Linked DNA regions of Homo sapiens: region 2 is linked to region 1. Evidence: read pairs that join two places in POLR2A ChIA-PET (ENCODE). Cell type or tissue: OCI-LY7. All regions are shown on one strand. Each heading gives the region's core, and the rest is flanking DNA. Links, peaks and the distances in the headings are about the cores only. Region 1 overlaps LOC105376034 (a long non-coding RNA gene). Region 2 has its middle 27 kb from the start of PAX5.

Region 1 (12,765 bases), core at 4,131-12,130:
TTTTGTATTTTTAATAGAGACGGGGTTTTGCCATGTTGGCCGGGCTGGTCTCGAACTCCTGACCTCAGGTGATCCATGTGTCTCTGCCTCCCAAAGTGCTGAGATTACAGGCATAAGCCACCATGCCCAGCCTGATGGGTTCTCAATTCAATATGACTGATGGCCTCATGGGAGGAAGAATAAGACACACAGGAAGAAGATGTAGCCATGTGATGACAGAGGCAGAGGTTGGAGTGATGCATCTACAAACCAAGGATTGCCAAGAACCTACAGAAGCCAGGAAGAGGCAGGGAGGGTTCTTCCTTAAAGCCATCAGAGAGCATGGACCTGCCAACATCTTGATCTCGGACTTCTAGCCTCCAAAACTGTGAGAAAAGAAATTCTTGCTGTTTTAAGTCACCCCACTTTTTGGTAATTTGTTGTGGGCAGCCCTAGGAAATGAATACAGTACACAAATGTTGCCAGCATGTGAGTTTCCTTGGGCCAAAAGAGGTGGGTTCCATCAGGCCTTGGGGTAGAGGCAGTTATGAAACAAAAGTTGGGCTGGGCTCGAATATTTGGTAGCAATAAGCCCCAAAGTTCAAGCAGCCAGCATGTCCCAATCAGATTCTAATCTGGGATACTAACAATGGATGATGAGCAGAATCAGAAGCAAAGGTGGAGGAAATATTTGTCTTCCCATTTGAAGAAGTTGCAGTTCCAAATCTTTGATTCAGCAATTCTGATTGGGATACAGAATTTTACAGTTTATGCAAGTTGCATCTCTAAGGTACACGTAGCTGACATGAAAAGCAGCAAGTTCTCTTCCTTGTTCTCACCAAACTCCTCCTACCGCATACCCAGTCACAGACTTATATATGTTCAAAAGCCAGAAAAGACTGTAAGGTGGTTGTTAAAACCTCACTCACTTTGGAGTGTTGCTGGACCACTGCAGGCTGACTTCAGTCCAGAGAGATGTGCCCATTTACTCACTGTTAAGTCTTTGAATTAGAGTCTCTGCAGGAAACAGGTGTACATTCTGAATGAAGAATTGAGTAGTTTCATGAAGGGACAGTTTACAGAGGGGTGGGCAGAACTCAGGGAAGACAACAAGGTATGGCACCCTAGGGCTAGCCATTGCAGGGAGCATTCACCTTTTAGTTACACCTAAAAGGGCCAGGAAGGAAGGGAGTGGCTGTATGAAGAAGGTCACCTGACAGGAGCTGTGGTCTTTTGTAGAGGAACGCAATCAACTCATGGAGACGCAGCAGAGAGGGAGCCAGCACACCAACGGTGTGACTTCATTCCCCTCCTGTCCTCCTAAATTTAGCTCATGCTGCCTATTGTCCAACCCCAACCAAAGACCAAAAGATAAGGAAGCTTTTCAAACTTAATGGTGATAGACTGAAAGCTTTCCCCCTAAGATCAGAAACAATATAAGGATGCCTGCTTTCATCACTGCTACTCAACATGGTACTGGGAGTCCTAGCCAGAGCATCTTGGAAAGAAAAAGTAAAACACTGTCATCATTTGGAATCACAAGTCATCCAAATTGGAAAGGAAGAAATAAATATTTACAGTTGCAGAACACAGGACTCTACATATAGAAAATCCCAAGGAATACACAAAAAATCTATTAGATCTAGTAAATTGATTTAGCAAATTTCTAGGGTACAAGATCAACACACAAAAACCAGTTGTGTTTCTGTACATCACCAAGGAACAATCCTAAAAAAAAATTCCATTCATAATAGCATCCAGAAGAATCAAATACAATTCTTAGGAATTTTATTCTGATTGGGATATAGAATTTTATGGTTTATGCAAGTTTTGCATCTCTCAGGAATGCATTTGATCAGACCATTCATCAAGAAAGGTGAAGGACATGTACACTGAAAAGTATAAAACTGCTGAATAAAATTTAAAAAGACCTAACTTAACATGAAATTCCATGGTTATGTATCAGAAAACTTAATATTGTTAAGATGGCAGTACTCCCAAAATGACTTACAGATTCAACGCAATCCCTATAAAAATTTTAATGGCCATTTTTGTGTAAATTTAACCAAGGAGGTGAAGGACTTGCACACTGAAAAGTATAAAACTGCTGAATAAAATTTAAAAAGACCTAATTTAATATAATGAAATTCCATGGTTATGTATCAGAAAACTTAATATTGTTAAGATGGCAGTACTCCCAAAATGATCTACAGATTCAATGCAATCCCTATAACAATTTTAATGGCCATTTTTGTGTAAATGGAAAGGTTGATCCTCAAATTCACACAGAATTGCATGAGGCCCTAAACAGCCAAAACAATATTGAAAAAGAGAAATAAAGTACTACAAAGCTACAATAATCAAAACAGTGTGGTGCTGGCATAAGGATAGACATATATATCAACAGAATAGAGTTGAGAGTCCAGAAATAAACCCAAACACCTATGGCGAATTGATTTATCAACAAGGGTGCCAAGAACATTCAATAGGGAAAAAAAAGTGTCTTCAGAAGATGGTGCTGGAACTGGGAAACTACATGCAAAAGAATGAAGTTGGACCCCTACCTCACTCCATATACAAAGATTAACTGAAATGGATCAATTACCTAAATATAAGAGCCAAAAGTATAAAACTATTAGAAGAAAGCAGGGGTAAATCTTTATGAGCTTGGATTTGGCAATGGATTCTTAGAACTAACACTAAAGCACAAGCAACAAAAGAATACATCAATTAGATTTCACAAAAATTAAAACCTTTCCAAATCAAAGGATATTATCAATAAAGTGAAAAGGTAACCTACAGAATGGGAGAAAATACTTATAAATCATATCTCATAAGGGTTTAGTATTCAGAATATATAAAAAATGCTCAGCCAGGTGCAGTGGCTTGCTTCTGTAATCCCAGCACTTTGGGAGGCTGAGGCAGGCTCATCCCTTGAGCCCAGGAGTTGGAGATCAGCCTGGGCAACATGGCAAAACTCTGTCTTTACAAAAAATACAAAAATTAGCTGAATGTGTTGGTTCACAACTGAAGTCTCAGCTACTCAGGAGGCTGAGGTAGGAGGATTGATGGAGCCCCAGAGGCAGAGGTTGCGGGGAGCCGAGATCACACTACTGCACTCCAGCTTAGGTGACAGAGCGAGACCCTGTCTCAAAAAAAAAAAAAAAAAAAAATTTGTGACTCCACAACAAAAATACAAACAATTCAATTTAAAAATTGATAGTGGATTTGAATAGATAGTTCTCCAGAGAAAATGTACAAATAGCCTACATTCACATTAAAATGTTCAACTTTATTGGTCATTAAAGAAATTTAAGTCAAAATCACAATGAAATGCCATTTCACACCCACTAGGATTACTATAACTTAAAAAATTGAAAATAACAAGTGTTGGTAAGTATGTGAAGAAATAGGAATCCTGGTACATTACAGTTTGGAATGTAAAATCATGTAGCCACTGTGGAAAACAGCTTGGTGGTTCCTCAAAAAGTAAAACATTGGATTACCATAATGACCCAATAATTCTAGGTATATGAATAGAAACGAAAACATTTGTTCACATAGAAACTTGTCTGTGAATGTTTGTAGTAGCGTTACTCATAACAACCCAAAGGTGGAAACAATCCAAATGCCTGTCAGTAGATGTATGGATAAACAAATTGTGGTATATACATATAATGGAATATTATTCAGCCATTAAAAAGAATGAAATGGCTGACTGAGGTAGGTCATGCCTGTAATCCCACCAGTTTGGGAGGCTGAGTTAGGCAGATTGCTTGAGCCCAAGAGTTTGAGACTAGCTTGGGAAGCATGGCAAAACCCTATCTCTACAAAAAGTACAAAAATTAGCTGGACATGGTGGCATGTCTATAATTCCAGGTACCTGGGAGGCTAAGGTGGGAGGATTGATTGAATCTGGGAGTTCGAGGCTGCAGTGAGCCATGATTTGATCACTACACTCCAGCCTCAGCAACAGATACTGTTTCAAAAAAAAAAAAAAAACAAAGAATGAAGTACTGATATGTGCCACAATGGATGAACCTCAAAAATTTTTGTGTTATGTGAAAGTAGCCAGACATAGAAGGTTACATATGTATGATTTCTTTTCTTTTTTTTTTTTTTGGAGACAGAGTCTCACTCTGTCACCCAGGCTGGAGTACAGTGGCGTGATCTTGGCTCACTGCAACCTCTGCCTCCCAGATTCAAGCGATTCTCATTATTCCTATCATTATTCTCATTATTCCTTCTTATTATTCCTATCATACATGATAATAAATAGGAATAAAACCTCTCTTATTATTCCCCCACAGCTGAGCATAGGCACAGAAAAGAGAAAGTTCCAGGGGGTAAGTTCTGAGAGCAACAGCATAGCACAATGAGAAAAAAGCCATTCTCTGGAGGGAGACATCAAACATTCTGAAGAAACTGTATGGCAGTTCCAGGATTTTAACAGATCTGTCCATAGCAAGTAAGAACAGGGATTGCTAGAGCCATGCAGATAGAGTTTTTGAAGACTGTACAGGAAACAGGAAGTTTGAGGTATTGGGGATAGGGAGACAGAACCTTCTGCAATTAATAGGTCTGATAAAAGAAATACAACACCCATATGCAGACTCGTCAGTCAACCACAGAAGAATATCAGATCCCGAAGGGAGGCAGAGGAAGAGGATATCACAGAGACAGTCCTTTTAAAGCCCCATATTGCTAATGGTTTCACCAGTTGAGTAAGAAACAATGGATAATAATGGTTGAAACACAAAGCATCACGTCTATAGTTTATCATATATAATTGTGCTTAAGTTGACTGTAGTAAACTGTGGCTCACATGACAGAATGATCTTAGTTATTTTCAATTAGTTTCTTTTGTGGTTAATCTAAAGTCCCAAGTAAAATAATTCATGGTAGCATTGCCGCAAAGACATGTGGAAACTGAAAACTGTAGACATAATTCCCGGGTCCGGGACGGGCAGCTGAAGAGAGCAGCCCCTCTATAGATGACACCTAAATAAGCCCTGTTTGAGCATGCGTGATCCTTCATGTCTCATAATCTGTGGATCCAGGGCTCATGGACATTTAAAAGAAAGGCATGCCTTTTTAGACAGCTTCTCCACATGTTACTGATGACATGCTTCAAGATTTCTTGTGCAGAATCTGATGATTCTTAAATTAGAATCCCAATAGTTTTGCCAGTCAGTATTCATTATATAGTCACTTAGAGCTAAGCCTTGAGGAATAAAATTCCAGCTAGGAATAATAATAAAAAACGGGAATGGTGCCCTTGCAATACTAGTTCCTTATCCCTAGGATTTTATTATAATGAGAATAGTAAGTATATAGTTTAATTTATAATACATATTTTTAAATTTCATTATTTCATAAGGAAAGGCAGTCTCCAAGAAAAATTAAAAGCCATCTCTATGAATGTCCACATTTTCAAGAACGATTTCATAGCCTGGTTGAAAATTGTGTGCTCTCTCCATCATCTTGCAATTTGAAGAACTGCAAAATCATGAATAATACAAAAGGATGTTAAACTTTTCAACAAATCCAGATGGGTACCAATGTCATTGAGAATTCCTGAGAATCACCTTGATTGCTGCTTCAGACCTAGGAGCCTGAATTGAATATCACTTACCAGTTGGAAGCTATTGGCTTCAGTGACGACAGTTTCTACAATAACATTGGTATCTATATCGTTTACTTTTAAAATTGTATAGACACTAAGTTTGTAATTTTGGCAAATAAAAAACGTCCAAACTTTAACATTCAGTCATTTCCCTTGCTAGCCTTCTATTTCTTCTCCCTTATTATTTAGACTTTGGTGCAACAGAAAGAATGATGGACTGGGAACTAGAGGCCAGTTTTAACACTAACCTTTGCTGGGACCTTGCAAATCTCTTCTTCATTTTGCATCTTAGTTGTCCCTTCTGCAAAATGAGAGAGTTGGACTAGATGTCCCTTTCAGCCATGATTCTCGGGTTTCCATTGTTCCACACAGTCACTGGATGAAGAGACACTGCCAATGCAAAGACTGAGCCGCCATGAGAACTCATGTTATGTCTTGCAACTCTTGAGGCTGGGTATAATGTAGGCCTAAAGTCTTTACTTCTAATCTTAGGTAGCAGGGAAATGTGTCCATTTGTGGGTTATGCTGCTCGTTATCCCTCTAATCCCCGTCTCCCCACACCATGCTAGTCCTGGATATTCAGAGTCAGGGCTTGTTTGTCAACACAGAAGACTCGCACACTTGTGATGCTTTTGCTTATCCTGTTCCTTTACCAGAAGATCCTTCTGCTTCTCTACCTAGTAAACTCTCACTCATTCTTTTAATTTTGCCTTTTAATTTTATATTTTGACATAATTTCAGACTGGGAGAAAAGTTGCAAAATCCGTACAAAGAATCCTCATATACCTTTTACGCAGACCCCCCAAATGATAACTTTTTACCACACTCCTCTGTCTCTCTCTCCCTCTAGCTCCCAGAATTTTTTTTCTGAGCCACTTAAGCATCAGTTTCAGACATGATGCCCCTTTACTCCAGGTAGTTCAGTGTGCTCGACCTGAAAAATAAAACCAAGACGTTCTCCTACATAATGTAAATATAAAAATCGAGGAAATAACGTTAATGCAGTGCTGTCCTCTAACCTAGATCTGGATGTTGCCAATTGTTCCTTTAATGTGGTACAGCTCCTCGGTCTTTCTTTGCATTTCCTGCCACTGACAGTTTTGGAGAGATAAGTCCAGTATTTTGTAGAATGTCCCTCAATATGTGTTTGATAGTTTTCTCATGTTTATATTCAAGTTATGTACTTTTGATGGGAATACCACAGAAGTTACATGCTGTTTTTCTCAATGAATAATGTCTCACATTTTTTTGTTTAGATGAAAGTCCTTCAATCTCTTACTCCCACTCCCCTCCTAAGATGTAAATAACCACTGTTAACAATTGGCATCCATGCAGTATTTTGTCTATGTATCTATGTACACACATATCTACATACAGACACACAGGTACCCTTTAAAAACATAAAAATGGGCTGGGTTCGGTGGCTCCTGCCTGTAATCCCAGCACTTTGGGTGGCTGGGGTGGGTGGATCACTTGAGGCCAGGAGTTCAAGACCAGCCTGGCCAACATGGTGAAACCCTGTCTTTACTAAAAATACAAAAATTAACTGGGCGTGGTTGCAGGTGCCTGTAGTACCTGCTACTTGGGAAGCTGAGGCAGGAGAATCACTTGAGCCGGGGAGGTGGAGGTTGCAGTGAGCTGAGATCATGCCATTTCACTCCAGCCTGGGCAACAGAGTGAGACTCTGTCACAAAAAATAAAAAAATAAAAAAAAGATTTCACAATACACCTACTGCTCTGCAATGTACCTTTTTTCACTGAACTGTATGTCTTTGTGAATCTTTCTATATCTTTTTGTTGAAGCTGCGTCTACAGGCGTGTGCCACCGTGCACGGCTAATTTCTGTATTTTTAGTAGACGGGGGTTTTGCCATGTTGGCCAGGCTGGTCTCCACCTACTGGGCTCAAGTGATCCTCCCACCTCAGCCTCCCGAGTAGCTGGGACTACTGATGCATATCACCATTCCCAGCTAATTTTTGTATTTTTGTTGAGACAGGGTTTCGCCATGTTACCCAGGCTGGTCTGGAACTTCTGGGCTCAAGAAGTCTGCCTTCCTTAGCCTACCAAAGTGCTAGGATTACAGGTGTGAGCCACTGTGCCAGGCCAAAAGTGGCATTTTTTTTAATAGTATAAGTATGTCCTTGTTTAGATCGTTCCCTACTAATGAATATTTGTTTCCATTTTTTTCTATCACAATGTTTGTACATACATTTAAGAACATACCTCATAATAGCGATAGATGCTATTAAATAGCTCTCCTAACACACTTTTCCAGTTTGTATTCTCATCTACTGTGCATGAGATAATTTGCATTTTTCTGACTGTTAGTGATGCAGAGCACCTATTCACGGCCTTTGGGTTTCTTGTTCTGTGAATTGCCTGTTAGTGGTCTTTGCTGTGAGAATGCTGAATTGTCCGTCTTTGTCTGACTACTTATTTCTCCAGGCCTCACTCAATTCTGTTCCTCTGCAGAGGCTTCCCCATGTCCCCTAATCAGCCACCACCCCCTCCTCTGCTGTCCCATAACACTGTTCACACCATGCCCAGGCCTTCATTTACCAACCATTCCATACAAAATCTACTCATTCCAAAAGTGTCCACTGTGAGCCTTCTCTGTGCTTGGCCTTGGGCTAGGTGCTGGGTGGAGAGACATGAGCCAGTCATCATAGACTCCATGCTAAAGTTCAATTTTGAAATGCAGCTTTGAGCATAGAAAAGAGCATGAGTTTTAGATCTAGACATAACTTGAGTTGAATTCCAGCTTCACCACTTCCCAGCTGTGTAATTCAGAGCAAGTCACTTGATTACTCCAAGTCTCCATTTCCATACTAGTGAGGTGAGGCTAATCCCTCCCTAAGAGAGTCACTTGAAGCTGGGCAAGAGACAATAATATCTGAAATGGCTAAAAAGGGCCTGTTACACAGTAGGCTTGCAGTGGATGAATGGTAGTTGAAAGGCAACTGTTAAGAGGTCAAAATCAGTTAGTTCTCAGAGGTTCTAAGAGCCACCAATAAACTGGAAAATAAAAAGGAAGGAAGTAGCTCCTCTCTTTGCAATGCAAAGGATATGGATGAGTGCCACTTGCCCAGATCCTGCTGCAGAATATCCTTTATCTTTCCTGCTCTCTGCAGCAGATTTCTGCTTTGTCTTGGCCCCTCATCCCAATTCAGCTGTGCACTGTTGATGTCCTACTGCCACTTTCGTGGGAAGAACAGGTGCTTCCCTTCTCAAATAAATGTTGGTCTAGGCAGGGCGTGGTGGCTCACGCCCGTAATGCCAGCACTTTGGGAGGCAGAGGCGGGTGGATCACGAGGTCAGGAGATCGAGACCATCCTGGCTAACACAGTGAAACCCTGTCTCTACTAAAAATACAAAAAAATAAGCTGGGCGTTGTGGCGGGTGCCTGTAGTCCTAGCTACTCAGGAGGCTGAGGCAGGAGAATGGCGTGAACCCGGGAGGCGGAGGAGTTTGCAGTGAGCCGAGATCGCGCCACTGCTCTCCAGCCTGGGTGATAGAGTGAGACTCCATCTCAAATAAATAAATAAATAAATAAATAAATAAATAAATAAAATAAACGTTGGTCTCTTTAGAAGATACTCTGTAAGAAAGACTTCAGGATATTTGTGCATGCTGTCACCCATGATTTCAAGAAGTAGGGGCTGAGCACTGTGGTTCACACTGAGGCGGGAGGACTGCTTGAGACAGTTCAAGACCAGCCTGGTCAACATGGCGAGATCCCATCTCTACAAAATGTATATAGTTTTAAATTAGCCAGGTGCAGTGTGGTGATGCACGCCTGTAGTCCCAGCTTCTTGGGAGGCTCAGGTGGGAGGATCTCTTGAGCCCAGGAGGTTGAGGCTCCAGTGAGCTGTGTTTACACCACTGCACTCCAGCCTGAGTGACAGAGTGAGACCCTGCGTCAAAAAAAAAATAAAATAAAATAAAAAGGAGAAATGGGGAGTAGAGACAGCTTCAATTAGAAAGAGAAATGCTGTGTATGTGGAGAGAGGCTAAGGTGGAAAGTTTCCCTGAAGACCCAAAACTTCAGCAGAGTAGGGTGAGTGGGTATATGTTAGAAGGACAGGGAGAAGGGCTTTACAGGCAGTGGAGTGTTCTCTGCAAAGGCACAGGTGTGGGAGGGCATGGTGTGTTCTGGCAACTGCCCAGGATTCAGCGTCAACAGTAGGCAGATGTCAGCTCATGAAGTGCCTTTTATGCCATCCAAAGGACTCTAGGTTTGAAGACATAAACTAAAGGGGTAGGCTGAAGCATTCTGAGCATGGGAAAGCAGTAAATCTTTGTTGAATGCATGTGTGACAGTGGGAAGATGGGACATGGTAATTAGGAGTACAGTCGTGTCATTTAATGATGGGGATAAGTTTTGAGAAGTGCATTGTTAGGTGATTTTTTCATTGTGCAAACTTCATCGAGCATATTTACACAAACCTAGATGGTATAGTCAAGTAAACACCTAGGCCACATGATGTAGCCTATTGCTCCCAGATTACAAACTGCTACATGTTACTGTACTGAATACTGTAGGTGACTATAACACAATAAGTATTTGTGCATCTAAACATGGAAGAGGTACAGTAAAAATATGATAAAATAATCATCATATATGCAGTCTGGTTTTGAGTGGAATGTCATTATGAAGCACATAACTATTATTTCCTATACTTGTGGCCTTCTATAAGTTTTACTTAGCCTTTCTACGCCTCTTTTCTTTTTTTGTGTGTGTGAAATTGGAACTTAAAACATCAACTTGAAAGTATTGGTGGGGCTGAGTGTCTCATGCCTGTAATCCTAGGACTTTGGGAGGCTGAGGTGGGGGGATCACTTGAGGCCTGGAGCCCAGAAGCTGGAGACCAGCCTGGGCAATACGGGGAGACCCTATCTCTACAAAAAAGTTTTAAAAATTAAAAAAATAATTAACTCAGCATGGTGGTGTGTGCCTTTAGTCCCAGCTACTTGGGAGGTTAATGCGGGAGCATCATTTGGGAGATAGGTTTCAGTGAGCTGTGATTACACCACTGCACTCCAGCCTGGGTGACAGAGCAAGACCCTTTCTCAAAAAAAAAAAAAAAATCCACAAAGTGTTGTCGAAATTTAAAATATTATAATAGATGGACAGGAGTAATCCTGGCAATATATTTTTAAATTTTTAAAAAGGTGACATTTGTTTTACACAATACATATTACCAAAACAAACAATCTAGTCATCTGTGATGTGCTTCTATGCCTGTTTTCTTTTCTGGAAAGTGGTTCTCCAATTTTACCTTTTCATAGTACCTTGTCCTTCTCCTTCCCAGCACTTACCCCATAATGTTAATTAAATGTTCTAATTCTTTTCTGGCCAAACTCCTAGACTATAACTGTTTTCCTAGCTAGATGCCTATCTCTATGAGATCAGTGACTTAAAAATTTACAGCTTTTCTGCACTTTCTAACACCGTCTTTTAACAGATAGATGTTCAATAAACGTTGGTGAAAACAATCAAACTCACACTTGTCTTGAGGAGAATTGAAATAGGCCAATGAATTGGCAGTGTGTCATTATGAGAGGAGAAAAATAGTTCAGAGCAGTCTAAGTTACGTTAAAGGTATGCAAAAATAATTTTTTTAAAAATTAAAGATATGGGGTCTCTCATCCAGGCTGGAGTGCAGTGGTGTGATCACAGCTCACTATGACCTTGAACTCTCAGGCTCAAGCAATCTTCTCACCTTGGCCTCCTTAGTAGCTAGGAATACAGTTGTGTGCCACCACGCCTGGCTAATTTTTACTATTTAAAATTTCTTATTTATTTTTATTTTTATAAAAAGATTTGTTTTTTTAAATTTATTTTTATATAATTTTTTAATTAAGAAAAGGATCTTATTTTAAATATAGATGGGGTCTTCTTATGTTGCCCAGGCTGGTCTCCAACTCCTGAGCTCAAGCGATCCACCTGCCTCAACCTCCCAAAGTGCTGGGATTACAGCCATGAGGCACCTTGCTTGAGCTTTAAACATTTTTGTTCAGACGGTCTCATTCTGGAGTGCAATGGTGCGATCTCGGCTCACTGCAGCCTAGACCTCCGCAGTTCAAACCTCAGCCAGGAACAGCTGGGACTCCAGGTGTGGGCCACCACGCCCTGTTATTATTATTATTTTTTTGACACGGAGTTTCTCTCTTGCTGCCCAGGGTGGAGTGCAATGGCGCAATCTCGGCTCACTGCAACCTCCGCCTGCCGGGTTAAAGCGATTCTCCTGCCTTAACCTCAGGAGTGGCTAGGATTACAGGCATGCGCCATCACGCCCGGCTAATTTTGTATTTTTACTAGAGACGGGGTTTCGCCATGTTGGTCAGGCTGGTCTCCAACTCCTGACCTCAGGTGATCCGCCCGCCTCGGCCTCCCAAAGTGCTGGGATTACAGGCGTGAGCCACTGCGCCCAGTCGCCCAGTTAATTTTTAAATTTTTAAATTTTTTTGTAGAGACAGCGTCTTGCTATATTACCCCGGCTGGTTTCGAATTCTCGGCCTTAAGCTATCCTCCCACTTCGGGCTCCCAAACAGGTGAGAGCTACCCCATTAGCCAGGCAGGCATTCAAACTTTATCAGGCCCAGAGGGACTTGAGTATGGTACTTCAGTTAGCACCATCCCATGTAGGTGGTGGTGGGGGTGGGGGTGGGGGGTAGGGGTGTGTGGCAATTGTTTAAAGGCATTTTGTTCTTTTCTTCCCAGTACCTGCATCACCCTTTATCTTCGTGTTCCTAAAATTTGTGATAGAAAGAACAATGTGTAGCCAATGGATAGCTTATGTTATTTTAGTGTCAATTCTTGGTATGTAGTTTAGCAAAAGCCTCTTCTTTTTTCCTTTAAAAATTCACTCGTGGCCGGGCGCGGTGGCTCACGCCTCTAATCCCAGCACTTTGGCAGGTCGAGGCCAGGAGTTCGAGACCAGCCTGGCCAACATGGTGAAACCCCGACTCTACTAAAAATACAAAAATTAGCTGGGCGTGGTGGCAGGCGCCTGTAATCCCAGCTACTTCGGAGGCTGAGGCAGGAGGATGGCTTGAATCTGGGAGGCGGAGGTTGCAGTGAGCCGAGACCGCGCCATTGCACTCCAGCCTGGGCAACAACTGCGAAACTCCGTCTCAGGAAAAAAAAAAAAAAAAAA
Region 2 (12,765 bases), core at 1,554-9,553, 54 kb before region 1:
TTTGTTGAATGAATAAATGGCCAGATAAAATAATAATTAAATGCACAAATGAATGAATGAAGTGAAACGCAGGTAGGAAGCAGTATGGGTCTCAAACAACCTGGAGCTCTTAACAACTTGCCAATTTAGCTCAAGTCCTTCCTTGTGGAGCTCTGGCCAGTTCTAGAAGTTTTTCATGACAACCATGGTCCATGACCTCTCTCCTTTGGATGGCCTCGACTCTGACCACATATCACTGAGCTGAATCTACCATAGCCCTAAGCTTTCATCTCAGGCCCCAAACAGACTGTCAATGAGCCATCGATTCTGTCCTTGCCACCATCTTCAACCAGTTTTCCCAGGGCTGCCTGCACTGGGGGATACACCTAGGAAATTTCCACATGAGACATGAAGCCTATGTCTTCAGGGTGACTGCGCCCCTCAGGGTGGAGTGCCAACACAGATTCCCCATGGGCATCTCAATTCTAGCAACTTGATTAGAGAAGGCACCTTCAGATGTCCCTTGTTTATATAGACTCCTGAGAGGGAAAGTTGGGAGTGTGTATAAGTACCTATATACATGTATATAACTGGGATAGGCATTGAAGTAGAAGTCAGGAGACTAGGGGTTCAGCCCCAACTTTGTCAGCATGGCAAAATGGTTAAGCATATGGACTCTGGAATTGTACTGCTGGGTTAGAATCCCAGCTCTCGCACTTACTAGCTGTTCAGCCTTGGGGAGGTTACCTAACTGTGGTGTGCTTCATTTCCCCACCTATAGAATGGAGACAATGATATTCTCTGCCTCATAGAGCTGCTGTGAAGAACACATGAGGTAGGCTGGGCTCCGTGGCTCACACCTGTAATCCCAGTGCTTTGAGAAGCCAAGACGAAAGGATCGCTTGAACCCAGGAGTTTGAGACTGCAGTGAGCTATGTATGATCATGCCACTGCACTCCAGTCTGGGTGACGGAGTGAGACCCAGTCTCTGAAAAAAAAAAAGAATATGTGAGGTAATATATGTAATGTGTTTAGAATAGCGCCAGGCACATATTAAGTGTTAAATAAATGTTAGGAATTATTATTTTCTCAGACCCTTAGTTCTTGTTATTCCTTCTGCCTAGAATGTTCTACCCTCTGGCTTTCTGCATGCCCAGCTCCTTCTCCTTCAAGTCTCCACTTAATGTCGTCTCCTCAGGGAGACCTTCCTTGACCACACCTAGAATATATTTTCCCCCTCACCCCTGCATCACTGAATACATGGAGAATGGACCAGGGTGTTTCTAAATCCCTTCTGGTTCTTATCTTGTGTATTTTCCACAATGTTATTATTTTTTAGGCACAGGGTTCCTCCCATAAGCCTAGGCTATTCATTTATGTGATTAACACAGAGTAACAAACTTGTAAACTGCAGGCATATTTGATTTGGAACAAGCTGAGTGGGCCACTGATTGTATTTCCAGTTTGCATCTGTTCCTTCTTGTTACATCTTTACTTCTGTGCCAGGAGTATCATTGCCAAAAGTGGTCAGAGACTTAAAAGTTTGCTTTTTCCTTTTGGCGGCATCAGTAAACTGAATTATTAAAGTTTTGTCTTCCCTCTTTGAAACTCCCAAAAGAAAAGAAATCACAAAAACAAATCTTGGCATACAAAGAAAATGAGACAAAGAATGTAATCATAATACTAGCGAATGGTTTTCAGACTGACATCTGTACATTAAGAATATGTAAAAATACCAATTTCATGCTCTGACAACTTATTCTGCATCAGGGGTGGGGTAATGCCTTGGGAATGCCAAATGTCAAAGCATTACATAATGTCAGCTATTCATGTGCTTCTTTGATGAGCTATCACTGGGATTCCTTAAGGGAATGGAATGGGAATGGGAATGGGAATTCCTTAAGGGAGAGATGTCTTAAAAAGTGGAGGGGAGAGGGAAAGCATAAGAAAAGGAAAGAAAGGAAGGAAAGAAGGGACAAAGGAAGAGAGATGCTGTCAAAATCATGATGAGTAATTGTGTAAAGAAAAGTTAACATGTGTGTGTATATATACATATATAGATAGATATATATGTTTTTTTTTTTTTTGAGACAGAGTCTCCCTCTGTCACCCAGGCTAGAGTGCAGTGGTTCGATCTCAGCCCACTGCAACCTCCAACTCCTGGGTTCAAGTGATTCTCATGCCTCAGCCTCTGAGTAGCTGGAATTACAGGCACGTGCCACCAAACCCAGCTAATTTTTGTATTTTAGTAGAGACGGGGTTTCACCATGTTGGCCAGGCTGGTCTCAAACTCCTGACCTCACGTGATACACCCACTTCGACCTCCCAAAGGGAGGAGATTACAGGTGTGAGCCATCATGCCCTGCCTATATATTTTTAAACAGTACATACAATCCCAAATCTAAGCCACCATATGTGGGGTTTACTTATCTCTGTTTTGATTTTCCACAATTAGAACATGCACGTTTAATTTCTTTTCTTTCATAGGTGTTGCTTTTTTTTTTGCCTGAATTTTTGTAACATCCACAGAAATCCAAGTGAAAAATGTTTCCATCATCCTATTGCTCCAAGTAATCAAACTTGCTGATTATTTTCTGTTCTGTTCTAGTTTTTGTCCAAATGCATAATATCCCACAGTGGCTATGATAAGCAAAAATTCACATGCCTTCTAAAACTGTATCATAGGAATTTCCCCACATTATTATATGGACTTCATAATGACCACCTTAATTATTTAAGACTATTCTGAAGTATACTCACTTGTACTATAATTTACTTACCCATTCTCATGTTATTGTACTTTAGGGTACCTCCCCACTTTTTATAGTTATAGGTAGTACCTATTAAATGTCTTTCATATTCAACATGCTTTTAATGCATTCAACAAACTCTTTTTTTTTTTGAGAGGGTTTTGTCTCACTTTGTCACTTAGGCTGGAGTATAGGTGGTAAGATCTCAGCTCACTGCAACCTCGGCCTCCCAGGCTGAAGCGATCTTCCCACCTTAGCCTCCTGAGTAGCTGGTACTACACACATGTGCCACCATGCCTGGTAATTATTATTATTATTATTATTATTTTTGTATTTTTGGTAGAGACAGGGTTTTGCCATGTTGCCCAGGCTGGTCTTGAACTCCTGAGCTCAGGAAATCCTCCCACCTTGGCATCCCAAAGTGCTGGGGTTACAGGCGTGAACTACCACCCTTGGCCCGCATTGAACAAACTTTTATATGACATGTGCTGTGTTCGACAGTAGGGATTATCTGGAAGGATCCTGCTTCAGGGTCTAGGGACGGAGATGGACAAATGGACACACAAATGCAATTCAGAGCTCCAGTGCCTTGCTTCCCAAAGTGCGGTTCATCGACAAGAAGCATCAGCATCACCTGGAAGCTTCTTAGAATGGAAACTCTCAGGCCTCGCCCTAGACCTACTGAATGAGAATCTGAATTTTAACAAGATCCCCAGATGATTCATGTGTACATGAAAAGCTTGAGTAATCTGCCAATCCAGGGTTTTTCTACCTCGATGGGTCACTTGATTGATAATTCCTGGTCTCTTCAGCCTCTTCTCTACTTTTCCACAGCCATAAGCATGCTCAGGTCTCTCTTACCTTAAAAAATCCAGTAAAAAATCCAGTAAAAAATCTACAAACCTCCCTTGACTTGGGTCCCTCTCTAGTATGGGCTTCATAAGAAGACCTTCTGTGTGTTCCTCCATAATCGTATCTCCCACACCCTCCTCAATCCAGAGCACTCTGATTTCTGCTCCCCACTTCACTCAGACTGCTCTGAAGATGGGCTCCGGGGCCCCCCTAGCTCCCCACACATCCAGTGGCCTCTCTAGTTTTCATTTCCCTTTCTTTCCCAGTGTTATCAGACACCACAATCAATTCTGTCTCCCAAACTCTCTTCCCAAAGTCACCAGTCCCTCTCAGTTTTCTCCTATTTCTCTTACCATGGTATCCAATCCTTCCCCCTCAATCCTTCAGCTCCCTGGTCTGCCTCTTAAACCTTGAGGTTCAACTCCAGGGTGCTGTCCTTGATTCTCTTCTCACTCTACACATTGCCCCTCAGTAAGTTCATTCCTGCCCGAGATTGCAATGATCATCTCTTGACTGAAGACTCCCCAATACACAACACATGTAGATGCAGAGCTCTCTCTTCCTGTGCCTTTCTTCTCTCTCCAATTGCCCACCAGGCTTTAGCACCTGGATGTCCCAGCACTTCAAAGTCAGTGAGTTCAAGAGTGGTCCCCTTAAACATCTACCATTTCTCTGGTTTCTCTGTCTCAATAAATGGTTTCACCAGCCACCCAGTGATTCTCCCCTCCTCCCCCACCCCCAACAAGTCACTATGTACTGTTGATTCTTTCTCTGCTCCATCTCTCAGATCTATACCCCATGTCATTCCCCTGATTTAGTTCTCGTCACCTCTCTCCAGGATGACTACCACAGTTGCTCAACCGGTCTCCTTGCCTCTGCTCCCACCCTCAACACCCCAACCTTCTCCAATCTAAAGTGATGGTATTATTTATAATACGAAAATATGATCCTTTGTTTTTTTGAGACACAGTGTGTCACTCTGCTGCCAAGGCTGGAGTGTAGGTGACACAATCACGGCCCACTGCAGCCTCATCCTCCCTGGACTCAGGCAATCCTCCCACCCCAGCCTCCCAAGTAGCTGGGACTCCAGGCATGCACACCCCCATGCCCAGCTAATGTTTGTGTTTTTTGTAGAGACAGGGTTTCAACATTCTGCTAGGCTGGTCTTGAACTCCTGGGCTCAAGCAATCTGCCCATCTTGGCCTCCCAAAGTGCTAGGATTATAGGCATGAGCCACCGTGCCTGGCCTCGAAAATATGATCTTAACATATCTCTGTGACTGCTGTTAAATCTTTCCAAGGATGTCCAGACGTATTCAGTCAAAACCTCAGAGAGGTAGGATGAAGACGGGAGTTTTGCTGTTCCATTCTCCCTCAACTGCAAATTACTGGCCAACAAATAACATCCTTGGGCCAGGCGCAGTGGCTCACACTTGTAATCCCAGCACTTTGGGAGGCCAAGGCAGGAGGATTGCTTGAGCCCAGGAGTTCAAGACCAGCCTGGGCAACATAGTGAGACTGTCTCTTTTAAATAATAATACTAAAATAAATAATAAAGAAAAAAAAGACAAATAACATCCTTGGCCCTGCACTTCAGGCACTACAGAACCAGCAAAGTCCTTGGGAATTAAAAGAATACTCCCTTCCGGCCCGGCACAGAGGCTCACGCCTGTAATCCCAGCACTTTGGGAGGCCAAGGCAGGCGGATCACGAGGTCAGGAGATCGAAACCATCCTGGCTAATGTGGTGAAACCCCATCTCTACTAAAAATACAAAAAAATTAGCCGGGCGTGGTGGCGGGTGCCTGTAGTCCCAGCTACTCGGGAGGCTGAGGCAGGAGAATGGCATGAACCGGAGGTTGCAGTGAGCCGAGATTGTACCACTGCACTCCAGTCTGGTGACAGAGCTAGATTCTGTCTCAAAAACAACAACAACAACAACAACAACAACAAAAACTCCCTTCCTACTGCAAGGTCTGTGATAGACTTTAGAACAGCACAGAACCCTACAGAGAGAGGCTACTAAAGTAGGGGAGTTCTTACAAACTAGCACGTTGACTCTGCCAGCCCAGATATGGCCAAAAGATTCTACTACTTTCCCTTTCTTGGAGCATGTGTCTCCAGGCCACAGAGACCCCATGCAGTGGCGTGCTAATAACTGGCTCTCAGGGGGAGAATGTCCAGGTGTAAAGCAACTGCTGATTTTCTTAGTATATAAATATTCCCACAGTGGTTGATTTCAAGTTACCACCTCGATGGTGTTGAACACTTTGTTGGGAAGAGAGGCGCAGCAGCACATCATTATATAGCATCTCCACCATACAGATAAAATAGAGGTAACTTACCTTTAGAGCTAAGACAATAGTACAATAATTAGGGCTGGGCATGCTGGCTCATGCCTGTGATCCTAGCACTTTGGGAGGCTGAGGCAGGAGGATCGCTTGAGCCCAGGCATTTGAGACCAGTGTGGGCAACATAGGAAGACCCATCTCTATAAAATGTTAAATAGTAAAGTAGCAGGCATGGTGGCGAACATCTATAGTTCCACTTTCTCAGGAAGCTGAGCCGAGAGGTTCACTTGAGCCCAGGAGTTTGAGTTTACAGAGAGCTATGATTGTGCCACTGCACTGTAGCCTTGGCAACAGAGCAAGACTGTGTTCCAAAAACAAAACAAAACAAAAAAACTAGAATTAGGAAGTGAATTTTGAATATTTATTACCATTTGAAAAATATAACTTTTTTTTTTTTTTTTTGTGACAGGGTCTCACTCTGTCGCCCAGACTGGAGTGCAGTGGTGTGATCTCGGCTCACCACCACCTCTGCCTCCCGGGTACAAGTGATTCTCCTGCCTCAGCCTCCCGAGTAGCTGAGATTACAGGCAGGCGCCACTACCGCCCAGCTAATTTTTGTATTTTTAGTAGAGATGGGGTTTCACCATGTTGGCCAGGCTGGTCTCAAACTCCTGACCTCAAATGATCCACTTGCCTCAGCCTCCCAAACTGCTGGGATTACAGGCATGAGCCACTGCACCCAGGCTGAAAAATATAATTTATTGAATTGTAAGTTTATATAATTTAATTTATAAGAATGACTGGGCTTAACAACCAGCTTGCAAAATTCCTTAAGATTTGACAATCAGTTGTCATGAGCCAGTCTGAGTTAGCTCAGGCACAATGCTGCCTCTATCCCACCGTAACTGTGTTACCCCTCGCCTGGTCTCAGGCAATAGTCTCCTAACTGGCTTCACCTCCAGTCTCACCTTCCCTACGCTAGCCATTAGAAAGGGTGTAAAAAACATGTAATTGACCACATTACTCTTCTTAAAACCTTCCATGGGTCTTGATTGTCCTGAGGATAAAATCCAATTCCTTACCTACCATACCTGGACTTTTTGACCAGACCCAAACCTTCCTCTATAGCTTCCCAGTAAGTCTATTCTTTCACGGTGTTTTCCTCTCTTCCTCCATTCTCCAACATGCTGTGCTCCAGTCAGGCCAGCTCACTTGCAGTTTCACAAACACACAAAGCTGAGTCATGCCTCTATGCCATGGCTCTGGCAGAGCCTGATGGCTGGTGAGCTTCAGCCTGATCCTGGTTTCTGCACAGAGAACACTCACTCTTACGTCAAGATTCAGAGAATCACTTGTACAAACTTTTCTCATTCTCTTAGTTACATATGAACTCCTACTCTTGTGTTGCCATGAGCTCCATAATACTTCTCTCTTAGAAGCTGTGAGTACCTTACTTCACATTTCTTTTTCTTTTTTTGTTAGTAGAGATGAGGTCTTGCCTTGTTGCCCAGGCTGGTCTTGAACTCCTGGCCTCAAGCAATCCTCCTGCCTTGGCCTCCCAAAGTGTTGGGATTACAGGCATGAGCCACCGTGTCTGGCTGCATTTATTTATATATCTTTTTTTTTCTGTCGGATTATAAACACTCCATATAGGACTGGAGAAGATACCTACAGAGCAGGAGCTCAAGTAAGTATCTGTTAAATGACCAAACGAATGAGGGCCAAGGAAGCTCTAAAGTTGAGGTCTCAAGGGCCTGGATACAAAGACGGTGTGGTGAAGACCGGGAGGCTGGATCAGTCCTGTTCTCACTCTTGCTTAATCAAAGAAGGCATATCTTCCTGCTGAGAAAGAGGAACTTAGCATTGGAAGGGAATTTGAAGGTTCTGTAGCTCTCAGGAAGAATCAGTTTCTAATTCTGACACATACTGCAACCTGGATGAACCTTTTTTATTTTTTCAGACAGGACCTTGCAAGTTGGTACCACTTGCATTCCAGGCTAAAATGCAAGTGGTATAAACACAGCTCAATGCAGCCTCGACTTCCTAGGCGCAAGTGATCCTCCCACCTCAGCCTCCCAAGTAGCTGGGACAACAGGCACACATCACCATGTCTGGCTAATTTGTATAGTTTTTGTAGAGACGAAGTCTCGGACATTGCCCAGGCTGGACTCAAACTCTGCCCCAAGTGATCCTCCTGCGTTAGCCCCCCAAAGTGTTGGGATTACAGGCATGAGCCACCTCACCTAGCCCTGGATAAACCTTGAAGACATTATGCTAAATGAAATAAGTCAGACACAAAAGGACAAATACGGTCGGGCCCAGTAGTGCACGCCTGTAATGCTGATGGCACGTGCCTGTATTCCCAACTACTTGGGAGTGTGAAGTGGGAGGATCACTTGAGCCTGGGAGGTGGAGGTTGCAGTGAGCTGAGATCATGCCACTGTACTCCAGCCTGGGTGGCAGAGCCAGACCCTGTCTCAAAAAAAATAAAAAGGACAAATATTGTGTGATTCCACTTATATAACATACCCAGAACTGTCAAATTCTTAGAGCTGGAAAGTAGAATGGTGGTTGCCAGGGACCAAGGAAAGAGGGGAATGGGGAATTATTGCTTTCTGGGTACAGAGTTTCAGTTTGGGAAGACGAAAAAGCTCTGCAGATGGATGGTAGTGATGGTTGTATAACGATGTCAATGTATTTAATGCCACTCAACTATACTGTTAAAAATTATTAAATTGGTATAATTTTTTTTTTTTTTGAGACAGGGTCTCTGACTCTGTCACCCAGGCTGGAGTGCTGTAGGGCGATCATAGCACACTGCAGCCTCAACCTTCCAGGCTCAATCAATTCTCCCACCTCAGCCCCGCAAGTAGCTGAGACTATAGGAACATGCCCCAACACCAGGATAATTTTTTTTTTTTTTTTTTTGAGATGGAGTCTCCCTCTGTCACCCAGGCTGGAGTGCAGTGGCATGATCTCGGCTCATTGCAACCTCCACCTCCCAGGTTCGAGCAATTCTCCTGCCTCAGCCTCCCAAGTAGCTGGGACTACAGGCACGCACCACCACACCTGGCTAATTTTTATATTTTCAGTAGAGATGGGGTTTAGACATGTTGGTCAGGCTGGTCTCAAACTCGTGACCTCAAGTGATCTGCCCGCCTCGACCTCCCAAAGTGCTGGGATTACAGTCATGAGCCACCATGCCCAGCCTATTTTACCACAATTTTTTAAAAAGGAGAATCACTCTTTCTCAAAAGAAAAAAGGAAAAAAAAAAAAAAAAAAAAAAGGAGAATCAGTCCCTGGATCTGAGGACCTGAGTCTAGGGGATCAGAGGAGGAGGGTGGGGGTGAAAATAGAGCAGTGATGGGACTTCTCTTATGAATGGCCTCTCTGCCTTCCTCCCTCCCTTTTCCCTCCAATACTGGCTGGGCCATGTGCTATTTTGGGGGCAAATGCATGTCCTTGTGTGCACTCAGAGATGAATAAGACGGAGCACCTGCCCTGGAGGAGTCAGTGGTACAAATAAGTCAGGGAGGAAGTATGTAAGCCAATTTCACAGATGGAATGATAAGTAAAATTATACGTCATGACCCTAAATCTTCCCATTCTCCTCCTTTCCCCTCTGACCTCAGTGCATGCTTCTGAGTCTCCATAAGAGGAAACTGCACAATATTCCTTGAATCAAGGTTAGATGAGAAGATTTAATAGCATTAGGAGAAATGTCTGGGTCCAATTATGGAGCTTTAAATGCAGCCTTTATATTTCACACTTGGAATCAAGGTTACTGAATTCTCTAGATGTTTTCAAATAAGCCAAACTATCGCACAGATAACAGGAGAGTAATTGGAAATGGACCGAGAGAGACCTTGAGCATAAGCAATCTGAGGAAACAGTTTAAACAAGCCCACAGTATCCTTTGCAGAAGATCTATTAGCGATGGATGCATACGTCGAAGAATCTTAGAATTGGGGAGCTTAACGGGACCTGCCTTGGCAATTATGAAGTCTGTTTCCTCATTTTACGGATGAGGAAACTGAAGGGCACAGAGAGAAAGTGGCTTGAAAGTTCACACAGGAAAATTATGTCATACCTGGCACAATAATCCTGTCCTTTGACTTTTAGTTGAGGGCTCTTGATTTTTCTGCTCACCTGTTGCTTTGCTTCAATAAAATGTTGTAAAGTTTCCTTTATAAGTACAATTTTCTCTTCTAATACTGGAATGAGTCAGAGAGGGAGAAGTAAGTCCTTGCAAATGATAAATATATACTGCTATGGGTTGAATTGTGTCACCCCAAATGATATGGTGAAGTCCTAAACCCTAATATCTCAGAATGTGACCTTATTTGGCTGGGCGTGGTGGCTCATACCTGTAATTCTGGCACGTTGGGAGGCCCAGGTAGGCAGATTGCCTGAGCTCAGGAGTTGGAGACCAGACTGGGCAACATGGTGAAACTGTCTCTACTAAAAACACAAAAAATTATCTTTAGCTGCTCTGGAGGCTGAGGCACATGAATCGCTTGAACCCAGGAGGTGGAAGTTACAGTGAGCTGAGATTGCACCACTGCACTCCAGCCTGGGTGACAGAGCGAGACTCTGTCTCCAAAAAAAAAAAAAAAAAAAAAAGTGACCTTATTTGGAAACCAGCGTCATTGGAGATATCAGTTAAGATATGATGGGTTCTTAATTCAGTATGACTAATGGCCTTATAGGAGGAAGAAGGAGACATGCAGGGAGAAGATGTAGCCATGTGATGACAGAGGCAGAGGTTGGAGTGATGCATCTACAAACCAAGGATTGCCAAGAACCTACAGAAGCCAGGAAGAGGCAGGGAGGGCTCTTCCTTAAAGCCATCAGAGAGCATGGACCTGCCAATGTCTTGATCTCAGACTTCTAGCCTCCAAAACTGTGAGAAAAGAAATTCTTGCTGTTAAAACAAGTTAAAAAAAGTCACCCCATTTTTTTCATAATTTGTTATGGGAAGCCCTAGGAAATGAATACAGTACATAAATGTTGCCAGCATGTGAGTTTCCTTGGGCCAAAAGAAGTGGGTTTCATCAGGCCTTGGGGTAGAGGCAGTTAGGAAACAAAAGTTGGACTGGGCTCGAATATTTGGTAGCAATAAGCCCCAAAGTTCAAGCAGCCAGCGTGTCCTAATCAGATTCTAATCTGGGATACTAACAATGGATGATGAGCAGAATCAGAAGCAAAGGTGGAGGAAATATTTGTCTTCCCATTTGAAGAAGTTGCAGTTCCAAATCTTCGATTCAGCAACTCTGATTGGGATACGAAGTTTTACGGTTTATGCAAGTTGCATCTCTCAGGTACACATAGCTGACATAAAAAGCAGCAAGTTCTCTTCCTTGTTCCCACTAAACTCCTCCTACCCCATAGCCAGTCACAGACTTCTATATGATCCAAAGCCAGAAAAGATTATAAGGTGGTTGTTAAAACCTCACTCACTTTGGAGTGTTGCTGGACCACTGCAGGCTGATGGCAGTCCAGAAAGATGTGTCCATTTACTCAGTGTTAAGTCTTTGAATTAGAGTCTCTGCAGGAAACAGGTGTACATTCTAAATGAGGAACTGAGGAAGGTTTCATGAAGGGACCGTTTACAGAGGGGTGGGCAGTGCTAGGGAAGACAACAAGGTATGGTACCCTAGGGCTAGCCATTGCAGGGAGCATTCACCTGTTAGTTACACCTAAAAGGGCAAGGAAGGGAGGGAGTGGCTGTATGAAGAAGGGGACCTGACAGGAACTGTGGTCTTTTGTAGAGGAACACAATCAACTCATGCAGACGCAGCAGAGAGGGAGCCAGCACACTAACGGTGTGACTTCATTCCCCTCCTGTCCTCCTAAATTTAGCTCATGCTGCCTATTGTCCAACCCCAACCAAAGACTGAAAGACAAGGAAGCTCTTCATACTTACTGGTGATAGACTGAAAGCTTTCCACCTAACAGCAGAAACAATATAAGGATGCCTGCTTTCATCACTGCTACTCAATATGGTACTGGGAATCCTAGCAGTTTGGGAAGAAAAAGTAAAACACTTTCATCATTTGAAATCACAATAGTCATCCAAACTGGAAAGGAAGAAATATTTATAGTTGTAGAAGACAGGATTCTACATATAGAAAATCCCAAGGAATACACAAAAGATCTATGAGACCTAGTAAGTGAATTTAGCAAAGTTGCAGGGTACAAGATGAGCTCACAAAAACCAGTGGTGTTTATATACATTATCAAAAAACGATCCTAAAAAAAAAAATTCCAGAAGAATAAAATACAATTCTTAGGAATAAATTTAACCAAGGAAGAAAGACTTGTACACTGAAAGTTATAAAACTTCTGAATAAAATTTAAAAAGACCTAATTTAATGTAATGAAATTCCATTGTTATATATCAGAAAACTTATGGCAATACTCCTAAAATGATCTACGGATTCAATGGAATCCCTATCAAAACTCCAATGGCCATTTTTGCAAAAACGGAAAGATTGATCCTGAAATTTATAGGAAATTGCGTGGGGCCCCAAATAGCCAAAACAATGTTGAAAAAGAGAAACAAAGTTGGAGAACTCCCACTTTCTGATTTCTTTCTTTCTTTCTTTTTTTAAGAGATGGAGTCTTGCTCTGTCACCCAGGCTGGAGTGCAGTGGCGTGATCTTAGCTCACTGCAACCTCTGCCTCCCGGGTTCAAGCAATTCTCCTGCCTCAGCCTCCTGAGTAGCTGGAACTACAGGTGCACATTGCTGCTCCTGGCTAATTTTTTGCATTTTAGTAGAGACAGGGTTTACTACAAAACTACAGTAATCAAAGCAGTGTGATACCATCATAAGGATGGACATATAGACCAACAGAATAAAGTTGAGAGTCCAGAAATGAACCCAAACACCT

What was found. Peaks named below come from ENCODE experiments on the same cell type or tissue, not always from the same donor. Only the 100,000 strongest peaks of a DNase experiment are listed, where the experiment ranks them.
Region 2: POLR2A ChIA-PET joins it to region 1 with 6 read pairs; 16 of 35 experiments call an interaction of 5 or more read pairs at or near these places.

Annotation. Positions count from the first base shown.
Region 1 is chr9:37,106,717-37,119,481 of GRCh38, forward strand. It overlaps LOC105376034 (a long non-coding RNA gene), which reads right to left. Exons shown (of 3, transcript NR_188580.1): 2 at 5,854-6,539; 3 at 5,270-5,478. Among named protein-coding and RNA genes, the nearest start is that of ZCCHC7, 7.5 kb to the right of the region's middle. In OCI-LY7, for the core only: no CTCF peak of the experiment used is centred there; no DNase peak of the experiment used is centred there; H3K27ac peaks cover 428 bases.
Region 2 is chr9:37,054,852-37,067,616 of GRCh38, forward strand. No RefSeq gene overlaps it. Among named protein-coding and RNA genes, the nearest start is that of PAX5, 27 kb to the left of the region's middle. RefSeq lists a silencer at 7,577-7,777. In OCI-LY7, for the core only: no CTCF peak of the experiment used is centred there; no DNase peak of the experiment used is centred there; H3K27ac peaks cover 72 bases.